Regions from separate parts of the Homo sapiens genome. Here regions 1 and 3 are each linked to region 2. Evidence: chromatin loops called from intact Hi-C (ENCODE). Cell type or tissue: GM12878. All regions are shown on one strand. Region 1 has its middle 170 kb from the start of SMAD2. Region 2 holds the start of LOC105372098 (a long non-coding RNA gene). Region 3 overlaps SKOR2 (SKI family transcriptional corepressor 2).

Evidence for each region. Hi-C counts contacts between places; a loop is a spot of excess contacts. Peaks named below come from ENCODE experiments on the same cell type or tissue, not always from the same donor. Only the 100,000 strongest peaks of a DNase experiment are listed, where the experiment ranks them.
Region 1: it touches region 2 in a loop (9-fold over the local background); 67 of 110 quality-filtered maps call a loop at or near these places.
Region 3: it touches region 2 in a loop (14-fold over the local background); 93 of 110 quality-filtered maps call a loop at or near these places.

What each region holds. Positions count from the first base shown.
Region 1 is chr18:47,752,335-47,760,334 of GRCh38, forward strand. No RefSeq gene overlaps it. Among named protein-coding and RNA genes, the nearest start is that of SMAD2, 170 kb to the right of the region's middle. In GM12878, CTCF peaks have their summits at 2,406 (motif pointing left) and 4,245 (motif pointing left); no DNase peak of the experiment used is centred here; H3K27me3 peaks cover 148 bases.
Region 2 is chr18:47,095,757-47,103,756 of GRCh38, forward strand. It overlaps KATNAL2 (katanin catalytic subunit A1 like 2), which reads left to right. Exons shown (of 18, transcript NM_001387690.1): 16 at 3,487-3,649; 17 at 4,498-4,600; 18 at 5,110-6,487. The coding sequence ends at 5,249. LOC105372098 (a long non-coding RNA gene) reads right to left here and starts at 2,479. Exons shown (of 4, transcript XR_935432.3): 1 at 1,549-2,479. RefSeq lists silencers at 4,583-4,795, 4,631-4,740. In GM12878, a CTCF peak has its summit at 4,670 (motif pointing right); a DNase peak (open chromatin) is centred at 4,671.
Region 3 is chr18:47,200,362-47,208,361 of GRCh38, forward strand. It overlaps SKOR2 (SKI family transcriptional corepressor 2), which reads right to left. Exons shown (of 9, transcript NM_001278063.4): 9 at 5,808-6,531. Among named protein-coding and RNA genes, the nearest start is that of IER3IP1, 28 kb to the left of the region's middle. In GM12878, a CTCF peak has its summit at 4,750 (motif pointing left); a DNase peak (open chromatin) is centred at 4,761; H3K27me3 peaks cover 120 bases.

The DNA.
Region 1 (8,000 bases), 660 kb after region 2:
TTGCCCTCTTGCAGGACCCACAGACTCCTGGAGAGCCTACTCATGTCTATAGCCCCCATGCCTGGCCTAGAACAGGCAATTGCCTAGAACAGGCAATGTACTCATCAGTTTTTTGTTTTTTGTTTTTTGTTGTTTTCTTTGAGATGGAGTCTTGCTCTGTCACCCAGGCTGGAGTGCAATGGCATGATCTTGGCTCACTGCAACCTCCGCCTCCCAGATTCAAGCAATTCTCCTGCCTCAGCCTCCCAAGTAGCTGGGAATACAGGTGCGCACCACCACGCCCAGCTAATTTTTTGTATTTTTAGTAGAGACGGGGTTTCACATGTTAGCCAGGATGGTCTCCATCTCCTGACCTCGTGATCCACCAGCCTCGGCCTCCCAAAGTGCTGGGATTACAAGCATAAGCCACCGCGCCTGGCCACTTATCAGTTTTATAGTGAGGAAACTGAAGCACAGAGGTATGAAAAAAATGGCTGGAAACACTCAGAGTCAGAGCTGGGAGGAAGAACCAGGCCTCTGGACCACTAGACAGGATCTGAGGCTTCTCTCAAGGGCAAGGGTCAGGGCAGGGAGGGTGTCACCATCTCAATTCCAGGGCAGGCTTTGGCACAGCCAGGTGGGGCAGGTGCGGGCATCTCTATTAGGGCTGAGAAGGACTTAGATGAGGGACCAGCCCCACCACCAAACACAGAGGCAGTAGCATCGCCGATGGGGTCTGGGGATGCCATCTCACACCTGGACCATTGCAGTAGCTTCTAACTGTCCTCCACACTTGCCCCATGTCCCCGCCTCTATCCCTCCACCTGCCACATGCCAGCCAGAATGACCTGGTGAAACATGGGTAGAATCAGGTCCCTCCCTGCTCAAAACCCCCACAGCCCATCTTATTCACCATTAAAGCCAAAGTCCTCTCAATGGCCTCCAAGGCCCCACATGCTCGAATCCAACCACAGCTTCTACATTTCTCCTCCCTGCTCATTTTGTTCCAGCCAGGCTGGCCCACTCAACAGATACCAAGCACAGTCCCATCTTGCACCACTGCCCTTCCTTCTGCCTGCAATGCCCTCCCGCAGACAGCCACACGGCTAACTCCATCACAGTTTTCAGATGGCTGCCCAAGTTCCCCTCCATGAGGCCTACCCTGACCACCCTATCTAAAAGAACAGCCCGTGTTGCCCCACACAGAATGCCTTCACCTTACAAATAATATATCTATTTCTTTATCTTTGTCTTCCCTACTGGACTAGCGGCTCCACAAGAGCAGGCAGTTTGCCTTTTGTTCACTGACGCAGCCCCACATGTGAAATTGTACCCAGCATATAATGTGAGTTCAATAAATGCTAACTTAATTAAACAGCTGTAAAGTCACAAAGAAATGAATTTCTAATGGTGGAATTTCAGGCAGCACATGCATTGCTGATGGACATGGCACAGTGTCAAGCACATGGTGGGTGCCTGAAACTCTGTGGAATGAGGGGCCTTCTTGCTTTTGCAAGCGCCTTCGTTGGCCTGCCTCCTTGCTAGGAAAGCATGCTGAGTACAGCCACCATTTCTGGTGTTGAATTGTTTGTTGGTTGGTTGATTTTCTGACTGTGCGTCTTGGGGGCACACCCTGCTTCCTCCACAGTATAACGTTAGCGGAGACACACACCATATACACCTTCCCTCTTTCCAATGGCCTCTCCTGACTTTAGGTCCCCAACCCCAATTGTTTCTGGCCCAGCCAAATGGAAAATTTAATTTCCAATTAATTAGCCCTGAATTTGGTGCCCCTCGTCAAGTTACAGGACTGCCCTTCTCCCAAGAGAGGGGGCTCCCCGCCCACAGGTGGCCAACACTTGACACTGCCTCTGCTGGGAGGGAGACAAAGGCCCCCAGCCCTGCCATTGTCTCGGCTCGAGTTCACGGTCAGGCGGGCACAAAGGCTGGATGAATTCTTCATGACCCTCTGAAAGCGTGGCTCTTCCCTATCTGGCCACAGGTGAGCCCTTGAATGGGGGAGAAGGACATCTTCTCAAGCAGCAAGTGTCCCACCCAACACGGATCCCAGCCTCCGTCCCCAGCCTCCTGCCCTGGCGCCGCCGCCCCCGCAGTCCGCTGAAACCGGAAGCCCCGGGCCAGTTCAAGACAAGGGCGCCCCGCACCCGGCGCAACTCCCCTCCTTCCACGACACAGCCCTGCTGCTGTGGCATGGCCCTGGCTCTCAGCGGGGCGGTCCCCTTCCCTGCTCCAGAAAGGGTCTCCAGGGCGAGATCTGCCCTGCTTTCCCTTGTATTAATATAAGGGAAAGTCCTGGGGAGGAAGCTCTCCCCTGCCAGCGTCCACTCCAGCCTCCAGGAGTCCCTCTCCGCAGGTCTCCATCTTTCCCGCGGGTTCCGCTGTGCTGTGGCGCCCTCTGCTGGTGGGTCCCATGCAGTGCGAGAGTGCTCACCTGGTCCTGGCGTCCTGAAAGCCCATGTCCCCTACCTTCAAGTTCCTCCCTCTCCCAAGAAGTCGTTAGAAGGAAGAGGAGGCAGTCCTGTGGCCAGGTCTCTTCTCCAGAGATAAGTAGAGGAGGGATGAAGAAAAAACAAGGCCTGGGGGAGGGGCTGGGATTTGAGTTAATGAGCTATGTATTTTCCTTTCTCTATAATCCACGGTATTGGATGCAGCAGCCAATTTAACTTCGCCATGGGATAATTTGTCATGGGGTTGTTAGGCTGCAGAGGCTGGGGTGGGATGAGGATGGGTGGGTAAGGCAGGGCCAGACAGAACCGGGGGCCATCCCAAGTGCTTCCTAGCAAACCTCCTGGGGTCGGGGGGTGCAGCATACTCTGTGCACCAGGGGCCCAAGGAAAGGAGCGTGGATAGCATCAAGAATTCCTCAGGGGCAGAGCTAGGGTAGGACAAGGAAGGGAGGGAAGGACCCAACTCCAGCACAAGAGAGCCTTGCCAGGTGAAAGGGCGCCTCAGCTCTTCCCTGAGAACAGCAGTGTGTCTGTGCAGCCCTCCAGAGCCTGGGACCCAGGGGCTTCCCGCAGAGTTGTTGGTCCTGTGTGACTCATGGATGGATAGCTGGATTGGATGAATAGATCCATGGATTCATGAGTGAGCATCACTCAAATCTTCCATGCATCTAGAATGTGACAGAACCAGGACTTTCTGGCCTCATTTCTGTGTCCCTACTGTGTGCTTCCCTTAGAGTCAGAAATCAGAGGACCTCGAGTTGATGGTCCTTAGAAGGCAACTCATTTTACATAGAAATTGGGTGACCTTATATTCTGGTTTTCCCAGACAGCATCCCAGTTTCTGCCTTTGACCCAGGGCAATTAATATTCCTTTCACTCACAATATCATCCTGGTGTGGACAATAAATATGGTCACCCTTCAGAAGAGGAAACTGAGGCTGAGATGCAGTCACTGCCCACAGCTAGCCTGTGGCCAATGCCCAAGTCTCCTGACATCCTCTGCTCTTCCTGCTGAGCTAAACCACTGCCAAACACCAAGGCCTGACACTCAAAGGTACAGGATCAGACCCCACCTGTCCACTGGGATCTCCCTCTCCAGGAAGCCCTCCCTGACTAGGACAGCCTGCAGAGACCCATCCATATCTGAACTCTGCCTTCAACACTTTCCATCTCAATCTGGTACACAGCACTAAACTCCTTTCTCCACCAAAGTGTGGCTCCACCTACAATGTGCCAGAGGGGAGTGTGGAAGAGGAGAACAGACAGGTAGCAGGGGCCAGAGGGCCAGGGTCTAGAATCAGTCACTGCACATTTCTCCCCTGGGCACCTAAAACAATAGTGGCCTGAGGGCCCAACTAGAAGATGGGGAGCCACACATCTGAATGGGAGTGGAATTAAAATGTTGATTTGGCCATTTGCCTCCTATGGTCCTGGGCAGAAAGGCAGGCCAGGGCCTCTCTACCAACAGCCTGGTAGGTTTTCTGATGCCCTATGACCTTGACTTGTTTCCATCCCACCTCTGTGGGCTGCAGACGCACTCTGGCCCCTCTGTTTTCTGGCCAGCCCACTTTTCTAACTGCGGTGCTTCCTGGGATGCAACATTAGGCACCAGTTGGGTAGTAGATTCTCTCTCCCCCCATATCCTCTCAGGAGGTATGAAGTCCCCCTCCTCCACGGCCCCAGCCTTCCCGTTTCTGAATAGACCACACTCCTCTCCCCTTGTCCAGAGCTATCAGAACCCTGCCTCTTGCCAATCAAATGGCCCGCCACTGTCCACTCCCTGGAATGTAGCACCACCTAGTGGCAGCCTGCAGCCTGACAGCGCCGCAAGTGAAATTTCAGCACAGCAAGTCTTTACTGATTATCAACCATACACAAGGCATTATGCCAGGCCTTTACAGGTGGGCAGAAAATCACAAAGACAAACAAACAAAACCTTGAGATGTGCTCCCTGCACCGGAAAGCACTTGCCTTCCAGTGGGGAACTGAGCCGAACACGGTGCAACAGAAGCAGTATAGCATGATGCTTGTGGGTACAGACTTCTGAGTCAGACCGTCCAGGGTTCAAATCCTAGCTGTGGCACTTACTAGCTGTGCTATTCCAGGTACATTATTTAACTTCTGTAAGCCCTAGATTTCTCTTTGTAACATGGATTAATAAAGATGCCTCTCTCAAAGGGATATTGTAAAGAACTGAGTTGAAGTATTAAAACATTCAGCACAGTGCTTGGCAGAGGGCAAGTGACATTAAGATGGATGCTATTATTGAAATGATAAAATGATTAATTCAGGCTTAGTCTTGTAAGAATTCAGGAAAAGGGTGGCCACGTGCAGTGGCTCACGCCTGTAATCCCAGCACTTTGGGAGGCCGAGAGGGGCGGATCACGAGGTCAGGAGATAGAGACCATCCTGGCCAACATGGTGAAACCCCATCTCTACTAAAAATACAAAAATTAGCCAGGCGTGGTGGCAGGCACCTGTAATCCCAGCTACTTGGGAGGCTGAGGCAGGAGAATCGCTTGAACCTGGGAGGCAGACGCTGCAGTGAGCCGAGATCGTGCCACTGCACTCCAACCTGGTGACAGAGCGATACTCTGTCTCAAAAAAAAAAAAAAAAGAATTCAGGAAAAGGTTAACCCAACTATGAATTGGAATTATGACAGAGAGAGTAATGGAAGAGGTAAGAACTGAAGTAGGGCTCTGCGGAAAATGTAGGCTCTGTGACCACGACCAAGTCCTCATCTGTAAATGGAGATAACACAAAGTGCTTAAAGGTAGGGACCTCAGGTAATTCTCGAGGTAACATCTTTTAGTGATAAACATTTACTGAGCACCTACAATGTGTCAGGCTTTGGAGATTCAGAGATGAAAAGATACAGTTGCTGATCTCAACATTACAATCTGGCTCATATCACAGAGAAAAGAGCTGGTGGGCTTCTGATCCCCACCCCAATCCCTGCACGAAACCCAGAAGGCAAGGGCGAGGCCATCTGTGAGTACTGTGTCCTCGGCCGGCAGAACCTCCAGGATCTCAACCCCTAAAACAGGGCCAGCTGTTCTGGGGAGATGAGATGGCAGATAATGATCAGGGTCATGGGCCCAATCACTCCTCTCAGGCTGCTCCTCTGCAAGGCCTCCTCCAGCCATGCTCCTCTGCTTCCCGCTCTGGTCCACAATCAGGAGTGTCCAGAATGTAAGGTTCGTGAGAGCAGGGGTCCAGCCCATCTTGTTCTCCAATGGGGCCAGTACAGCATTCAGTGCCTGGAATATAATAATGTCCAAAAATGTTTGCTGAATGGATGAATGAATGAATTAAAGTTTTAAGAAAGTAATTCATCGTGGGACCCTTCTTCTTATGCCTAGTAACAGCACACATGGGGCCTTTCAAAACTATTCTGGTCCTCAGAGTCTCCATCTAGAGACTAGAAAGTGAACTACGCTCAGGATCTGTACTTCATCATTAGTTCTGCTAACTGCATATTTTTAATATGTCCCACTAATTATTTAATCTGTGTTCTTTTTGTCTTCCAAGTTAAATGATAAGTTTCTTAATAGCAGAAACTTTCCTTTATTTGCAGAATTTACAGTTAATAGATTTGCCATCATGGATGTGGCATTCCTAGATTCCATGCTAAACTTATTTTTCAGATGCCTTCAGGCATGAAAATCTTGTATCAGAAGAGAATAAAGTTGATTGTTCTTTGAATTAGAGTCCTTTCTGCTGATTTCCTGGCCTCCTCATAAAATCATCGGCCAAGTTAAGACCGCAAAAGACCTCGAAATTTTAGACTGATAAGCAGAAATTAACAACATAAAGTAAAAGACTGAATTTATGTTCAATAAACTTTATGTTCAGAACATCAACAGTACAGGTGCAATGTGGTAGAGAAGACATTACTTTTCATGGGGAAAAGATCAGCATGTTTTATTGTCCAATAAACTGAAGACACAAATGTAGAATTTCAGAAAAGGACCAAAGTAATATTTAAAATTTGAAAAATTATAAATTCAAGAACTGAAAGATAAAATACCCAAATTAGGAATTTAATGAATGAGTTTAACAACTGATTAGAAAAAGGTGACAAAAATAATTAGTAAAAGGTAACAATGGTCAAAAAATAAAATGAATTATGGAGAGACAAAGGAGATGAAAAACACATAAGGATGTAAGAGAAATAAGGAATACAATAAGAAAGTCGAACATACATGCAATTCTAATCCCAGAGAAAAAAGAATGAAACAGAAGCAATCTCTGAAGGGAAAATGGTTGAGACTTGTTCAAACTCAATGCAAGAATTAAAACCACATAGTTAATTGGTAAAATAAATAAATAAATAAAATATTTAAGAAACAGCTAAAAGGAAAAGAAAAACTATCATTTAAAAACCTCCTAACAATAAAATTGGAAGCCAGAGACTACTGGAAAATATTTCTAAGTACTGAAAGAAAATAACTGCTGATCTGGAATTCTATACCCAGCAAAAATATTCTTCAAGAATGAAAGTGAAATAAAAATATATTCAAATGTATAAAAACTAGAGAAACTCATCAAAGCAGACCAACACTAAGGACAACACTGAAAAGTGTTCTTTAGGCAGAAAAAAAATTATTCCAGGTGGAAACTCAGAAATGCAGGAAGGAATGAAGAGCAATGAAAAATAGCATACATAAACATTAATTATATGAAACAAAAATAATGTTTATACTTAATAGAAATGAAATAGATAACATATGTCAGAAGGAGACTACATTAAGTGTTCAAAGGTTCTTATATAAAAATGCCGGGCCGGGCACAGTGGCTCACGCCTGTAATCCCAGTACTTTGGGAGGCCAAAGCAGGTGGATTACCTGAGGTCAGGAGTTCGAGACCAGCCTGGCCAACATGGCAAAACCCCATCTACTAAAAATACAAAAATCAGCCGGGCATGGTGGCGGGCACCTGTAATCCCAGCTACTCGGGAGGCTGAGGCAGGAGAATCGCTTCAACATAGGAGGCAGAGGTTACAGTGAGCCAAGATCATGCCACTGAAATCCAGCCTGAGCGACAGAGCAAAACTCCATCTAAAAAAGGAAAAAAAGAATTCCAAGGGTTTGTAGAGGGTTTCTTTTTGATTATTCAGTATAGTACAAATAAATACATACATCTGAGGAAACTACCCAAGTTTTGGGGGGAAACGTCTGAGAGGATTAAGATGAAGAGTGCCTGACTCCACCAGCTAGACTGAAAAATATATTTTATGGGACATTTGGGTAGAGCACTTAGAAGGACCTTGCCTCAGTAGTGGGGAATAATTAGACCTAAACTAAAAAATGTTCTGGTCCTGCCTGACAAATCTTAAAAGCAAGACCCAAAGAATCAATCTGCTTCCAACTAGTTCACCTGCATCACAAAATAAAGAATATTTATGCAAACTATCCATCACATAACATGTAAAATTCACATGTGTGGTATCCAATCAAAGATTACCAGGCATGCAAAGAAGCAGAAAAATGCAACCTCTGAAGATAAGAAAAACCAATACATTAAAACTAACCCCAAAATGCCACAGATGT
Region 2 (8,000 bases):
ACCAGTCAAGGGGAACAGCATCATTCTTGCTGCCTGCTGGCTGTATATTATTGCTGAGTATGAACAAGGAAGAAACCATCTGAAGCAAAGATGAGCACATCCTCAATTGGAGTGCTAGGCAAAGTTCTGCTGTGAAGCGTGTTTTTTTCTTCTTTTCCTTGACCCTGTGCCTTGAATATAAATGTGCCTTGAGAGGGGGAATGATTGTGCAAGGGAAGAGGTGGCTGAGTCTCTGATGTGCGATGAATGTCAACAGGGTGAGACTGATAAAAGAACAAAGCAAATGCAAAAAAGAAATAGGTCATTGTTACTGTCGGTAAGGCACCCCTGGACTATGGATTCTCAGCTCAGGGTTAGACAAACAATAGGAGAGGAAAAGACACACTCCTTAAAGAAATCTGGTTGCTGTGATTTAGGATTCAGATATGTTCCCTGGAAGTATGTTTTCAGTTTAAAAAGAAATATTGTAACATAGATTCAGAATGAGAATAAGAAAAAATGGGAAGACAGTTTAGATATTCTCAGTGTTTTTATGAGTGAGAAATACCTGGTGATGACGTTTTCATTGTTACTCTTTTTTAAAAAATATTTAAAATTTTATTTTTTAAAAAATTTATTTCTGTCACTCAGGCTGGAGTGCAATAGTATGATCTCGGCTCACTACAACCTCGGCTTCCTGGGCTCAGGTGACTCTCCTACCTCAGCCTCTCAAGTAGCTGAGACTACAGGCGTGCATCACCACACCCGGCTAATTTTTATATTGTGCAGAGACGGGGTCTCACTATGTTGCCCAGCATAGTCAGCGAATCTTCTACCTCAGCTTCCCCAAGGGCTGGGATTACAGGCGTGAGCCACCGCACTCAGCTCATTGTTACTCTTTATCAATGGTTAGGCTAACATACAGGAATTTCCTAATTTCTATCCTAGAAAATCAAATAAACAGTTCACAGACTCACACTCAAGATGATCTATTGATAATAGGAATGGTAATTTAGAGTAACCAAATAGCCTCAGCTGATGAGGGAAAGCTCTGCTTTACATAATAGTGCTATGTAATTTCATAATAACTCCAAATAATGTATTTGGAATGAAAAATCCAGGCCAGGCGTGGTGGTTCACACCTGTAATCCTAGCACTTTGGGAGGCTGAGGCGGGTGGACTGCTTGAGCTCAGTAGTTCAAGACCAGCATGGTTAACATGGTGAAACTGCATCCAAAAAATATTAGCCGGGCTCGCACCTGTAGTCCCAGCTACTGGGGGGCTGAGGCAGAAGGATCGCTTGAGTCCAGGAGGTGTAGGTTGCAGTGAGCTGTGACGGCACCACTGCACTCCAGCCTGGGCAACAGAGGAAGACCCTGGCTCAAAAAAAAAAAAAAAAAAAAAATCCAACTCTGTGTGTGTATGTGTGTGTTTAATCAGCATTTGCAACCTCTAGTGAAATAATTGATTCAGACAAAGATCATTAATAGATGCTAAAACCATTAGTTGAAAGGGCATAAGGAATTGGGTATTCCTATGGTGTCAAAGTATTGTACACAGAATACTTACTACTTGCTGAGAGAAGATGTTTTTCTTTACAACGGAGAGTTCCATGGCCACCAGAAAATCAAACACCACACCGACAGTGAGATACACAGATGTGTGGATCCTGATGAATATGAAAACACATCATCATCTATGCAATACGCTTGCCAAAAAATATTTACCCTAAATCTCATTAAGCTTTTAGAACTTCCCTCTTAGAGACAGGGAATAGAGGAACCAGTTTCATGTATCACAAGGAAATCATCAGACAAATTCAGAATGTGGGACATTCTCCAGCTGGCCCTGTTTCTTCAAAAAGGGTCTAGGGCAAGCAGGCTGGCCTAGATTAAAAAGAGGTTTAAGAGACAGAACCATACATGATGCATATGTGTTCACTGGATTTTGTCAGAAAATGATGGAAGGTATTTTGGGGATGGTTGGAGTATTTTATTTTTTAACTTTTATTTAAGCTCAGGGGTACATGTGCAGGTTTGTTGTATAGGTGAACTTGTGTCATGGGGGTTTGCTGTACAGATTATTTCATCACCCAGGTATTAAGCCTAGTACCCATTAGTTGTTTTTCCTGATCCTCTCCTCCTCCCACCCTCCACCCTGACTGGAGAAATCTGAATATGGACTGAGCATTAGACACATCACAGAATCAGTTTTGCCAGGTGTCATAATGATATTGTGGCTATGTAAGCAAATGCCCTTCTTTGGAAATGCATGCTAAAATATTTAGGGATGAGGTGTCATGATATAAATTACTTTGAAATAATTTAGCAAGAATAGGTAGATAGAGAGATATGAAGCAGATATAGAAGAATACTGATGTTGAATCAAGATGGTATGTATATAGATGTTCAATTGTTTTATTCTACTTTTATATTAGCTTGAAAGCCATTGCACTCCAGCCTGGCGACAGAGCAAGACTCCGTCTCAAAAAAAAAAAAAGTGTACTAGTCCATTTTCATGCTGCTGGTGAAGACATATCCAAGACTGGGAAGAAAAAAAAATTAACTGGACTTACAGTTTCACATGGATGGGGAGCCTCAGAATCATGGCGGGGGGCAAAAGACACTTCTTATATGGTGGCAGCAAGAGAAAATGAGGAAGACGCAAGAAGCGGAAACCCCTGATAAAACCATCAGACCTTGTGAGACTTATTCACTACCATGAGAACAGCATGCGTGGTGGAAACTGCTCACGATTCAAATTATCTCCTACTGGGTCCCTCCCACAACACGTGGGAATTATGCGATTACAATTCAAGATGAGATTTGGGTGGGGACACAGAGCCAAACCATATCAAGAAGTTTAAGGAAATGGCCTATGGATGCAAAATCACATAAACTTGGCCTGACAGTTTTGGGAGGAGTAAAAGTGAGTGTCTGAAAGGGCGGTTATTTGCACTGGGCACCCAGGAAGGGCCACTGGTGCTAAGTTCACCAATGTAATGAAGTGAGGGGTCATTCACTCCAGAAGGACTGAGAATTTTGGAAGAATTAATGTACTTAGAGTGCCCAACTTATTGTCAGCAATAATTTACTCACTGGCAAGATCGGACTGAATAATTCATGTTACAACTGCAATCAGAATACTCATGATTGCTGGTTGTTAGTTGGTTTTTGTACCCCAAATTAAGTCGCATAAAATTACTTCCTTTTCATTAGTTCTGAGAATGTGCTCTTTTCCTTTTCTTCCATTCATCCTTCCTTCCTTCTCTTTCTTCTCCTTCCTTTCTGCTTTCCTCTCTTCCCTTCCTTCCCTCCCTCAGTTCTCTTTCTCACCAATTCTTTCTCCAAATAATATTAATTGTCCCATCCACTCAAGGCATAGATGTAGAGTGACAGTTAAAATGCAGAATTGCTTCCTGCAATGCTAAATTGTTCTTAAAGTACAGTTGTTGTTCAGGAAGTGTGTTTGCAGCCCTGTCCAGCTCCATTTCTGGTGTGATTTCAGGGAGCTGGACTGTGCCATGTTACGCCGCCTGGAGAAGAGGATTCTGGTCGATCTCCCCAGCCGGGAGGCCAGGCAGGCCATGATCTACCACTGGCTGCCTCCTGTGAGCAAGAGCAGGGCCTTGGAGCTGCACACAGAGCTGGAGTACAGTGTGCTGAGCCAGGTCAGCTGCCCTGGAGAGGGGCACATGTAGGTCAAGGGCCCACCATATGGCCATCTTGTAGACCAGGTCTTACCATGAGCTGATAGAAGCTTGAGACACTTAGAATAAGATCCAAGCTGCCCCCGTAATGCAATGGGCATCTTCACGAAGAATAAGCTCCTTTTCACTTAAAAATATTCAGAGAAGGAGAAACAATGTGAGGCAGTGGAAACAGCATAGGGTTTAGACTCAGAGAACCTATGGTCAAATCCTGGCCCTGCTGCTTGTTAGCTGTGTGACCTCGGAGAAGTCACTTACTCTTTGAGCCTGTTTCTTCATCTGTAAAATGGGTAGCAGATGAGCCACAAAGAATGACTGTGATGATTACATAACAGAAAAACTCCAGGTACATGTCTATTATGCCCATTATCACTGGTGTCCATTCCCAGGGTGTTGCAGAAATGTTGCCTGCTTTTGGTGAACATTTGAACACAATGTTCTCTGAGGTTCCTAAATGGCAGGTATGATCTTATTTACAAGAATAAACGTGCCTACCAAATTTGACCATCCTTGGATTTGAGCACAGGGGCCCTGATAGGCTAACTTGGGTGTTCTGATCCTTCACTGGCATCTTACAGCATATTTCGATGGTGTTAGAAAGCCATTCTAGCCCAGCTGCTTAGGTTATCCCAACATGCTAGCAGGGTCTCTTCCTCAAGCACTGTTTATCTGGGAATCTTTTTAGGATGTTCATGGGTGACAGATACAGAATCTACACAGGGCTTCTGATACTGGGTCCTGCCTATAACAACGTAATGGCCAGGAGCATTCTGCCCACTGACCAATGGCTGGTTTTTTGGCTGTTTCAGGAGACTGAGGGCTACTCAGGCTCAGATATTAAGCTCGTCTGCAGGGAAGCAGCCATGCGGCCCGTGAGGAAGATCTTTGATGCACTTGAAAATCACCAGTCAGGTATGGGTTGGATCACCATGAAGGTGTTCCAGGAATTTGTGTAAAAATCCCTCTCACCAGCAGATGGAGCCTGGCGCCTGTTCTTGGTGCCGCTTTACACTTGGCAATGCGTTTTTTGGTCAAATCATCCCTCACTCAACTCATTCCTCCGTGGGTGTTCTGATTTGGATCGACTTTGCTTGCAGATGATAAACTCCTTAGGGCTCAGGCTTTTATTTCTCTGGCACACTCTGATGTTGGGCTGGATCCATTTGAGGCACTATATAAATATTAAATAATACCTGGTAACGATACATTTAGGTCACATTTTTTTGTCTGGGCCTTAGGGGCTAACTCAGTTGCACGTTAAAGAATTTTTCCCCAGCCCTCTTTAGTCTTGCCTTTTGCTGCATTAACAATTAAGAATGCTGCATTATGCATTATTTTGAAAGAAGGTCTATTAGCGTTTCAAGAGCATTGATCACCAAGAGGTCGATTGTTGTGCTGTTACTGTTGTGTTCTTATCCTAGAAAGCAGCGACTTACCCAGGATCCAGTTGGATATAGTAACCACTGCCGACTTTCTGGATGTGCTAACTCACACCAAGCCCTCCGCAAAGAATCTGGCTCAGAGATACTCAGACTGGCAAAGAGAGTTCGAGTCTGTCTGAAACCACATTTACCCTGACCTGGCCACAAAGGCAACCACAAAGACCTCCTAGTTTATTAATGTCCGTGGGAGAACAAAATGATTGGAATGGAAAAGAGAAAATTATTTTTGAAGACTGGATTAACTTGAGCCACTGTATTGTTTTGGATAGCTGAGATATATTTATTAACTTACCATTATCGATGTCAGCAAAATATTGAGAGTTTCAGTTACATACATATATGTGCTATTGGGTCATACAATGGAGATTTTTCTGACAATTAGACTCCATAAAATTTTAATGAACAATTTTCTGTAATGTTACTCATTTGTAAACTTTTTAAGAAAAAGATGTACTTAGAAAAGTTGTGTTGGCCACACACAGGATGACCCTGAGTTGGGGCAGCCAAGTAGAAGCTAAGCTTGACAGGCACTGCCCAGCTGACAGTCCCAGGGTGAAGGAGGACGGAAGCAGGGAAGGCAATGCAGTCTGTTTCTCATTCCGGACAATATTCTGAATCTCATCAGCTCCCCCTAATTCTGACTCCATCCAGCTTTGTCAGCAGCAAACCCCTCCCAAACTAAGCCCCACTCAGAAATGTCACTGAGCATTCTGATGCTAGAGCTAATAGCCAGGGTGACTAGCACACCATCACCATCAGCTGCCAGTCTGATTGTTTTGGGTTCTGGCCCCCAATAACATCTTTTCACTCTTCACACCTCACATCCGGTGTGCTCTGCCCTTCTCTTTCCATTGCCGCAGCTTCTCATCAGATCCAAAGCTTAGGATGGGGCACCTAAGCTTCGAGAACATTCATCCCAAGTCTTCCCTGCTCTTAGGCTCTTCCCCCTCTCCTTAAGGGGTTATAAACAACTAGACGCATCTCTCTCAGAAACCCACAATCCGAGGCATCTACTTTCAACCCTTGATAAATTTTGAAGGCTTCTACTAAGTAATGCCACTTCTTTTCCCCCACTAGAACTTACCTATGGGAAATCACCTTCTTTTCTCTTCCTTGCCTTGTCTTCATCATCCCTGCAGACAGACTCTTCAAGAGGAAAAACCTCCAGAAAGAGACACTTTGGATAGCTAAGTATCCCAAAGGATTTTACCCTTTTAAACAAAACCAAAGCATTTTTTTCGGTATCGATTATTTTGAGATTATTCTCAAATGCCTCTTTAAACATCATTTCATGGAAAATGTCAAATTGAAAATATACCTTATTTAACAAATTGAAAATAAAAAAGATTTCATCTCAGTACATGCTTAAACTTCTTCATAAGCATCAGGCACTACACCATGCAGCACCAGTGATATAGAGAGTCCCCAGTCCCTGGGCCATGGACCCGTAGTACCCGTCCGTGGCTTGTTAGAACTGGTTTGCACAGCAGCTAAGAGGCAGGTGAGCATTACTGCCTGAGCTCCACCTCCTGTCAGATCAGCGAAAGCATTAGATTCTCATAGGAGCGTGAACTCCATTGTGAACTGTGCATGCGAGGGATCTAGGTTATGCGCTCTTATGAGAATCTAAGTAATGCCTGATGATCTGAGATGAACAGTTTCATCCCAAAAGCATCCATCCCCCGCCCCCTATCCAGGCCCACTCCGTGGAAAAACTGTCTTCCATGAAACCGGTCCCTGGTGCCAAAAAGCCTGGGGACCACTGACATAGATGACTCTACTTTGAATGGCCCAAGACTGATGTAAGGCCTAAGTTCCGATGTCTACTTTATGGTTTGGCGGGGGTTCTTCTTGTCAGAACTGACATCAGCTGACATTTCTTGTAGCTGCTAGTCCATTTGCTTGTGGCCACTACCATCATTTCTAATTTTATAAAATCTCAACTGCTGTTGTGAATTTGCTGCAGTGGGAAAGTTGGTGCTGTATGTATACCCAAAAGTGACTGGGTAAAGGGGCAGGGGAAATGCTCCTCTGGATAGCAGGCTTCATGACAATACATTTAGGTCCTTTCTGCTTACTGCCCGTTCCTGAATTCATTCAGAATAAGTGCAGTCCTGCCATCCCTCACAGCAAATACACTTAACCTTCTTCCACTTCCAAAACCCCATATGCAGCCTGTGTGCCTGCTGCATCTCCACATCCTCCATTCCCTTTAAATATCGCCTAGTCCATGTTTTTAACACTTCCACCTCTATTCAATCACATACTCAGTCCTCCTCTTTTTTCCTAAGAAAATTTGTCTTCAAATACTTCGGCATGTGGATGTTTTTCTGTCACGCCTTTACTTTGGTGGCTTCTTCTTGATGCTTTATATATTTATTCCCACTTTGGATGAAATGAAGTGTAGCTCTTTCATCTCTCTGCCCTTTCCTTACCACATATACGTATCTGTCTCCATCATCCCAAAAGTTCTATTATGATTTTAGGTTAACTCAATAATCAATATTTTTAATAGAACTGTACATTGTTAACTGCAGAGCCAGCTAGTGAATTAGAATTACATTTGCTTTCTTGTTTTGTCTTTCCTAGAATTAACAACTGCCTTGTTTTTCTATTTGCTTAATTTTCTAAGTATCTTTTTTTTTTTTTAACACATTCTCGGACCTGTCAGATACCCATCAATATTCTTTTCCAAATGGCCAAACATACCAGATAAACTTTCCACTCCCTTCCCACCCGCTCTGGTCCTGGTGTTCTAAGGGAAAGGGGAGCAGAAGACCATGGCAGAATAAGCAATTTGTACCTAATCAATTTCCAGCCCTGCATCTCACCCTGGCCCACCACCATGCCCACTGTTTCCATGGCCTTAA
Region 3 (8,000 bases), 100 kb after region 2:
TATACCCAGGAGGGGAGTTGCTGGGTAATATGGTAATTCTGTTTACTTTTCTGAGGAACCGTCAAACTGCTTATGGAGTGGCTGCACACCAGTTTGCATTCTCACTAGCAATGTATAATAGTTCCAATTTTCCTACATCTTCACCAATACTTGTTTTTGTTTTTTGATATTGGCCATTCTAGTGGATGTGAAATGGTATTTCATTGTGGTTTTGATTTGCATTTGCCTGATAACTCATAGTGTTGAACATCTTTTCATGTATTCAGTGTTCATATAACTTCTTTGGGGAAATATCTATTCAAGTCTTCTGTTCATTTTTAAAATTTGGTTATTTGTCTTTTTATTATCATGTTGTAAGTGCTCTTTATGTGTTCTGAAAGCAAGTCCCTTATCAGATATATTATCTGCAAACATTTCCCTTTACTGTGAGCTGGTCTTCTTTTACCTTCTTGATGTTATCATTTGTAGCACAAAAGTTTGTAACTTTAAGGAAGTCAAATTTATTTTTTCTTTTGTCACTAGTGTTTTTGGTCTTGTATGCGTGAAAACATTGTTTGACCCAAGGTTATGAAGATCTACTTTTATATTTTCTTCTAAGAGCTTTATAGTGTTAGCTCTTTGACAGAAGACACTTTGAATAGCACTGTCTTGGAGTGTTTATCTTACTAGAAACATATAATACTTAGTCAAAGAAATCATGCTAGTTGTGAAATTTCAGCTTCAAGTGAGATTAGCGAGGGGAGATATTTTTGTTTAAGAGGGGTCTTCCAGCACCCTTCAGATTGTGAAAGTCTGGGCACTGCCAACTCACCTGTGTAGGGAGCAATGTAATGGTTAAAAGCAGAGATTTTTGAAGTCACAATCGCCCTAGTTTCAAACTCCTACTTTTCTACTTAATCAGCTGAGTAGCTTAACTCCTTTAAATTTCAATTAAATAGTCCCTACTTCATAGGGTTGTTGAGAGGATTAAATGAAATAATGCATTAAGCATTGTGCATAAACTTAGCACAATGTTCATCTTACTGTAATCACTCAATGAAAGTTGGCTGCTGGTATTATTATTGGCTGCCAAGTAATTGGATGATAGTGCCATATAAGCAGAGGGATGAAAAAGCAACTACACATAAAATTACAGTTTCACCAATGATAGTTTAGTACTGAATTCAAACAGTATTTAACCGTGTTTTAAAACACACAATTTGGGGGAAATGTTGATTCTTTAAAAAGTCAATCCCTAGAGGGCCATAAAAGCTATTTCAATCACTGTAACTAATTACAAGGAAGTATAAATCAATAAACTTTGCTAAATGGTCTAAAATATAGTAAAGAAAACTGTCATTAACAATCATCCAGGAAGCCACTGTCCTTAATAGTGAGATGATGTAAAAGTTGGATGTGAAGAATGAATTTTATTATTTGAAAACTCCAGGTGTTAACAATGCTTTTAGAGAAGTTCTTAATTCAGCACAGAGTCATGGCTTTTCTGAATGATTGTTTACTTTAGGTAACTTTATTTTTTCTAAATTATATGTATATTCATCTTGGTATGGAAATAAGTGGCCATCTGCAGAGAAGTCTTGTCAGCTCTCAGTGTTTTTCAGCACCTTTCTTAGCTCAAAACCAGCCCCCTTCTCATCCCTCTTCCTAAAGCTCCAACACTGCTTCAGGTCCCAAATCAAGACTGGAGTCATGCTACGTTTAGAAAGACTTTGCTTTTTTTCCTCCCAGTCCTGTGTGGTAGTTACAGGCTCAAATCTGGAAGTCCCAGAGCCCTCTCCTGGGTTCCCAAGCTTACCTTGCTGCCCCTCTGAGTGGGAGAGCCAATGCCCACATGGGCTCCTGAGCCAAAGAGCTGTCTGCCCATCATGTCTTTGAGTCTAGGACTCGGTTTGCTTCTTGCCACCTATTTATTCTCAATGGTGTGTTTCCCCAAGGACAGAACCTGCCCGTAAGTGAAATGTGAGTGGCAGGGCCCTGTATCATGGATGATGGTGATTGACAACCTCCTACTTTTGAACTTGCCTGTGCTGCTGAGATCTATTCCCATGTTGGGGTCTGGCTACATACCTGCTCACATCTTTCTTTGTGTCATATGAGAACCTATGAGGCCTTTTGGACAGTTTACTTTTCTAGTCCGTCTCCTATCCTACCCTGGAAAGCCAGCCAAGTTCAGGTTCATCCCCTTTCCGTATCTTCACCTGCGTATACTGCAATGGGAGATATCAGAGATGTTACACAGTTGGCTTAGTGTGATGGTGAGGTCAAGAAATAGACAAGAATAGCTTGCCATGGCAGTAAGAAGAACTGGATTTAGGGTTGACTCTGCAACTAGTTAGCCTCCATATCAAATACCCTTAGCTAAATCAAAGGGCCAATGAGCTCATAAAATGAAATAAACAGCATAAATATGCATTGGAAAGTTGTCACATAAATAAGAAATCATGCAATTGTTGGCTGATGGGGGCCCTCAAATAGAGCAAAAGGTTTTATAATCAGAGTTAATAGAAAATCTAAAGTAATGTGGTTAAATAAGATAGAACCTCATTTTCTTCCAACATAAAATAAATTTGGAAATGGGCAGTCTGGAGTTGGAGTGGTGGTTCAGTAGTTGCCAAGGACCCTGGCTTTTATTATTTTTTTTATGCCATAGTATTAACAGTATATGGTTTTCATCTTCAAAATCACCTCATGGCCTGAGATGGCTGCTGGGCCTCCATCCATCTTACAGACATCAGAAAAGAGAGAAAAGGAAAGGAAAAAAATAAATATTTAAGTCAAAGCTCTTTTGAAGCTACCTTTCTGAAAGTTCCACATGTTTCTACCTGCATCCCATTGGCCAGGATATAGTCACATGGCCATGTCTAACTGCAAGTAAACCTGGAGAAGGTAATCTTTCAATTAGGTGTATTACCACCTGAGAATGAGTATTACAGGATGGCAACTAGCATTTGCCACATTATGATCATTTGAAATCAGATGAGAAGTCAACCTTTGAGAGAGCTTAAATCGATAACAGTGAACTGATTTGCTTCTGTGATTGGCTCAAATAAAATAAAGGAGATAGAATCACTCATTTAACAAAACTGTTTTGTGCTGCTGCTACCTGCCAGGGACTATGCTAAGCACTAGGGAGAGGGTAGTGAGCTGAAACAAACATCTTCTGTCCTCCTAAAGTTTACAGTACACATCTCCCCCACAAGAGTCTGTTATTACAAACATGGTTTGGGTTGCCTATAAGGAATCTTGTAAGATGGTCAGACTTTGTGTGCTCAACTCTGTAGAGAGAGACAAAGGCCCTCTGCCCGTAGCATGGAGAGTGCTGGGAGTTAAATGACAGTGGTTACACATCCTTACCACTCAGACAGTGTTCCTTTTCTCTAACCTCTCTCACTGCTGACCACCCCAACACCGTCTTAACTCTTAACTCTTAAATGAAAGAGCTCCTATCAGTTTGATCATATCCCCTGTAGCTAGGAGAGAGTTCTCTCTATTTCCCACAGAGCAGAGGCCACACTCATTGTTCAATCTAAGGAAATTGGGATGTGATGTCCCTCTCTCCTTGCCTGTGGCAAACAGACAAGCAATTACTCAGGCATTCTGAGGATGGAAAGCATCAGTCTGAAATGTCTGGTCTGCCCCAACAGGAAATACTTTATTGTTCGGGCCTGGATTTTTGCTTTGATTTGCTGATGCTTTTTCTGATTTTATAATTTAATTTGGAATTAAAATAGAGAATTGTATTTGCATTGCCTGCATGCTTTATTAGCTAGTATTTGGATTGACCTTGGAATTTTGACATGATAAAACAAAGAAAAGAGCACAGCATTTTTTTTCTGCTGTCATTTTGTACACCAAGAATTTTTACATGTCTTTCTGAGGAGTAGCTTTATTTTTAGCCCCATGCAGCACTTGAGATGGATGTCCTGTCTGTTTCCACAAGGCAGCTCAGATAACACAATTATATCCAGTTTTAGGGAAGAATTCTTTTGCTCCAACTTAAAAGCAATAAACATTACTAGAACAGGAAAAAGATGTTCACTCTTCTTAATGAGAAAACACATGGGGTAAATGACATGTTTCCACATCACATATGTGATTTCCTTGACTCTTTTTCTCTGAAGCTTTGGGTTTTTGGCGTGTAGCTTTATGGTTACTCGGAGGATTGTTAGGCTCTAGTGCTTGTAATGAATGGAGACTCTAAGGCATGGGAGTAAGGTCAACAGGAGTCCCCTGGCACTCAGAGACATGTATAGCTGGGCTTCTTTGGAATCTGGAATTTAGGTGGAGAACTGGAAGGCACCAATGCAGTTTTAACATTCTTCACTTGATCTTAGCCAAAAGGCCGAGAAGCGATAGTTTTAACATTCTTAGCAGCAGAGGCAAATGGTTTTCTGTACTGAACTTGGCCATGAACTCAATGCAGAGTTATGCCATGGTTAATATGTCCAGAGTGCTGCAGACATACTGGTCAAGTTATTGGGTTATCTCTCTTTTGCTACAAGATCATTTGCTGATATTTTACCACTAATAACTCATAGATATTTAAAGTTGCAATTGGAAAGGAAAGAATGACATTTCAGGCCGGTTTACACTGCCAGTTGATGCAGCTGCAGGACAAAGACCTTAAATTTATCTGTAAATCTGTTATTCTCCCTCCAAACTCCTGGGCCAAGCTGCTCTTGCTCTGAGAAGCTATCTGGTCCTAGAGTTTGCATTGGATTCTATAGAAAATGACCTCTGCTGTCCCCTGGTGGCTAGTCATGAAGCCAGGTTTGTGACCTCCCAGATGATTTTCTGCCACCTCTGATATCCTTGGCTTAAAGTACAAAGCTAAGAGCCACAGGGCTTCCATCCCTTTGTGAAATTTCATGCTTATATCGGAGAAAATTCTCCACTTACCTGACTGCTCAAATTACACACCTAGGTACAATTACCAGTTTTAGAAACATGTATCATGTCCAAAGGACTGTGTGAGACTCATACCTGCACCCAGGCCCCTCCTGGAAGAACAGCTCAAAGAGAACATTTTTTGTCACAGCATCTTCATATTAGTTTCTGCTAGTGGTCACTGAGAACCTGTTTCCAGACTCTGGGACTTGGTTTACATTCCTTCTCGAATGCAGCTTCTCATCCTTCATAGGCTAGGAAGATCACAAATGAGTATCCCTCCTTTGGTTTTTTATTGTCACAGCCAAGATAAGAGCATTTATCTCAAGGGTAAGTTGTGAAGCTTTTTGGGATAGTTCATGGTAATAAAGCTGGTGGGGAAAAAGTATTAAATCTCATGGCGATGCATCTGAAGGCTGTTTTGAAATCTGTTGAGGGATGCCAATGGTGAGATGTTTTTTCAGTTAGGATGGGCTTTGGCAACCTCAGGTTGGGAGGTCATCCATGGTGGACTTCTGTGCAACCCACATTACCTTAGAAATCTTGGCTGCAAAGTGTTCACTATTTAACTCTCTCATCTGAAAAGCAGAATTTGGGGCATAATATGATCTTGTGGACTTGGATTTAACATCACAGTAAGTAGGAAGGCCTACGATGGGCTCTATCAGCAACACTACTGGAAGACCTAGCAGGAATTTAGAACATTCCTTTACCTATACAAAGATCCTAAAACAATGGAGGAGTTGTCCAGATGCTGACAATGACCAAACGCTGGGCTAGCCTTTAATAATCATTTTTGAAGGAATTCTGTTTTCAAAAATAATTTATTCAAATATTTTTATACCAAAAAAATTTTAAAAGTATGAATTTCTCTTAGTTGTCCTCAAGCAAATGTGCATTTAACTACATGAACACAACCATTACTTCATAGTTTTTTTATTATAGACTTTTTTATCCACATGAATGTTAAAGAAACTACAACAGAGTTAAATGCCATTTTTGATAACATGATTATATTCTTAATTACACTCAATATTAAACTGTAAAATATTTCCAAAGGAATACAATCCTCATTCATACAGCAGGCAAAGTACAGAGAGGAAGGGGCCACATGTAAGTCTGTCCAGTTTGCTATGAAAAGCAGGTTTGTACGGCTGGTGCCTTCCCATCCATTGAAACGCTATCCCCACTCCTAGGATGGGTCTTGTGTTTTCTTCCACCAAGAATCACTTCTTCAAAAAGAGAAGACAGTTTTGTAGAGTTGCTTTCTCCATGTGTGCAGGACTGAGACTGCCTGGGACCATCCGCTGATTTCCCATCCCAACTGGCTAACAGCACTTCCCATGCTCTGGGTTCAGCTATCCTTTAAAAACACAAAGACTCGAACTTTGGTTCCACCAAAAGATGCAACAAGCATTGACTGCTCTGGTTGGCTCCCCCCTCCCCCCACTAATGAATGGCTGCTACAGTCTATTTTACATGGTTGTCCATGCTGTTTTGAGGTCACTTGTCCTTAGGTTCTCCTGAACCTGATTTTGTATTTAATTCCCAAGCCCTTTCGATCTGCAGTCTTTAACACGGGTCAGAAGTGCTCCATGGCAGGCTGTATCTTACAAGAGAACAAGAGTAAGTAGTTCTGTGCACCTGGGATAAGACAAAAGCATAGAATGACAAGCTGAACCTAATATAATCAGATAATTTTAAAACATTTAAAGTAATATTTAGTATACCCTCCTTAGGAGAAGACATTTTGTCTGCTACCCTAGGTTATATATCTCTGATGATATCAAGCCAAACCAGAAATACTAAACAAGAGTGTGCTGGTTTGCTGTGTGCTTTTCACAGTAAAGCCATTTAGATGGGTTTAGAAGCTGGGGTTTGTTGTAGGGCAAAGACAAAAGCAGCCTGCAGTGAAAGGGGCAGACAGAATTTCATGCTCTGGTGCTCTGCTGGTTTTGATTGGATGGCCCAAGTTACGTTTATTTTTCTTGTTCTGTGGTGTCAGGGCAACATAGAAGTATGAGTGGAGGTTTTGTGATTCAAAATCAATAAAATGATTGGATTGGTTATTAACTGCATATTTATAACTGATAATACAAGATGTGAATTAGGCCATGATTTTAGGTGACAAACCAGAGGAGAGCAGACAATGTATGGAATGCAGAGCCAGCCCCAGCCTGGCTCAAATCCTGCCACTTCCTAGCAGTGAGACCACAGGCAACTTACTCATCTCTTGTCTCTTTAGCCTTCTCAGCTGTAGGGGGGTGAAAGCAGTAATACTTACCTCAGTGTGTTGGTCCAAAGATTAAATAAGATAATCGACATAAAGTCCTTAGAACAGTGGGGGCACACCATTATTCTCTAAGGAGATTCTTAAAAGAACCTCTTATGTCTGACTAAAGATGAGAGAAATGAATGTACCACTCCCCCTCTTTATCTTTGATCTATACAAAAAGGAAGACACAGAATGTTCCTTTAAAATCCAATATCCTTTTTTAAAAGACTCTTGTTGTTACTTTCGTAGTAATTATTCCAGAAGTGAAACAAAAATGAGTTTACCAAAGAGGTAGATATAGTTAAAATACCAACAAAAAATAATATTCCAGACTCTCCAGAAAGATGCAACGTAGCAATTAGTGATTAAGAAAATGCAGACATAAGGCAAAAATAGGTGGGTCATGCCCTTGGGTGTTACATGTGGTCTTGGGCTGGCTTTCATGAACGTGGCCCCTTTCTGGGAAAAAAGAGAGAATATAGCAGAAAATTGGCACACAAAAGTGACAGCCAAAATTTTAGAGCTAGTAGAGATTTTGATCAGGTTTGGCCATCCACATTTTATAGATAAGAGTGAGACTCAAAGAGATTAAATGATGTTACTCAAGATAACACAGAGAAATGGCATCAGATCTGGCACCCAGTCTCCCTCACCACCAGCTAAGGACCCAAGGAAGACAGGGAGAAGGCTTTAGGGTCAAATAGACCTGGATTGAATCCTGTATCTGTCACTTAAGAGCTATGTGACTCCTCTGAGCCTCAGTTTCTAAGTATGAAATGGAGGTAATAACAGGATCTGCCTTACAGCATTGTAAAGATAACACAGTAAGTATTTAGCC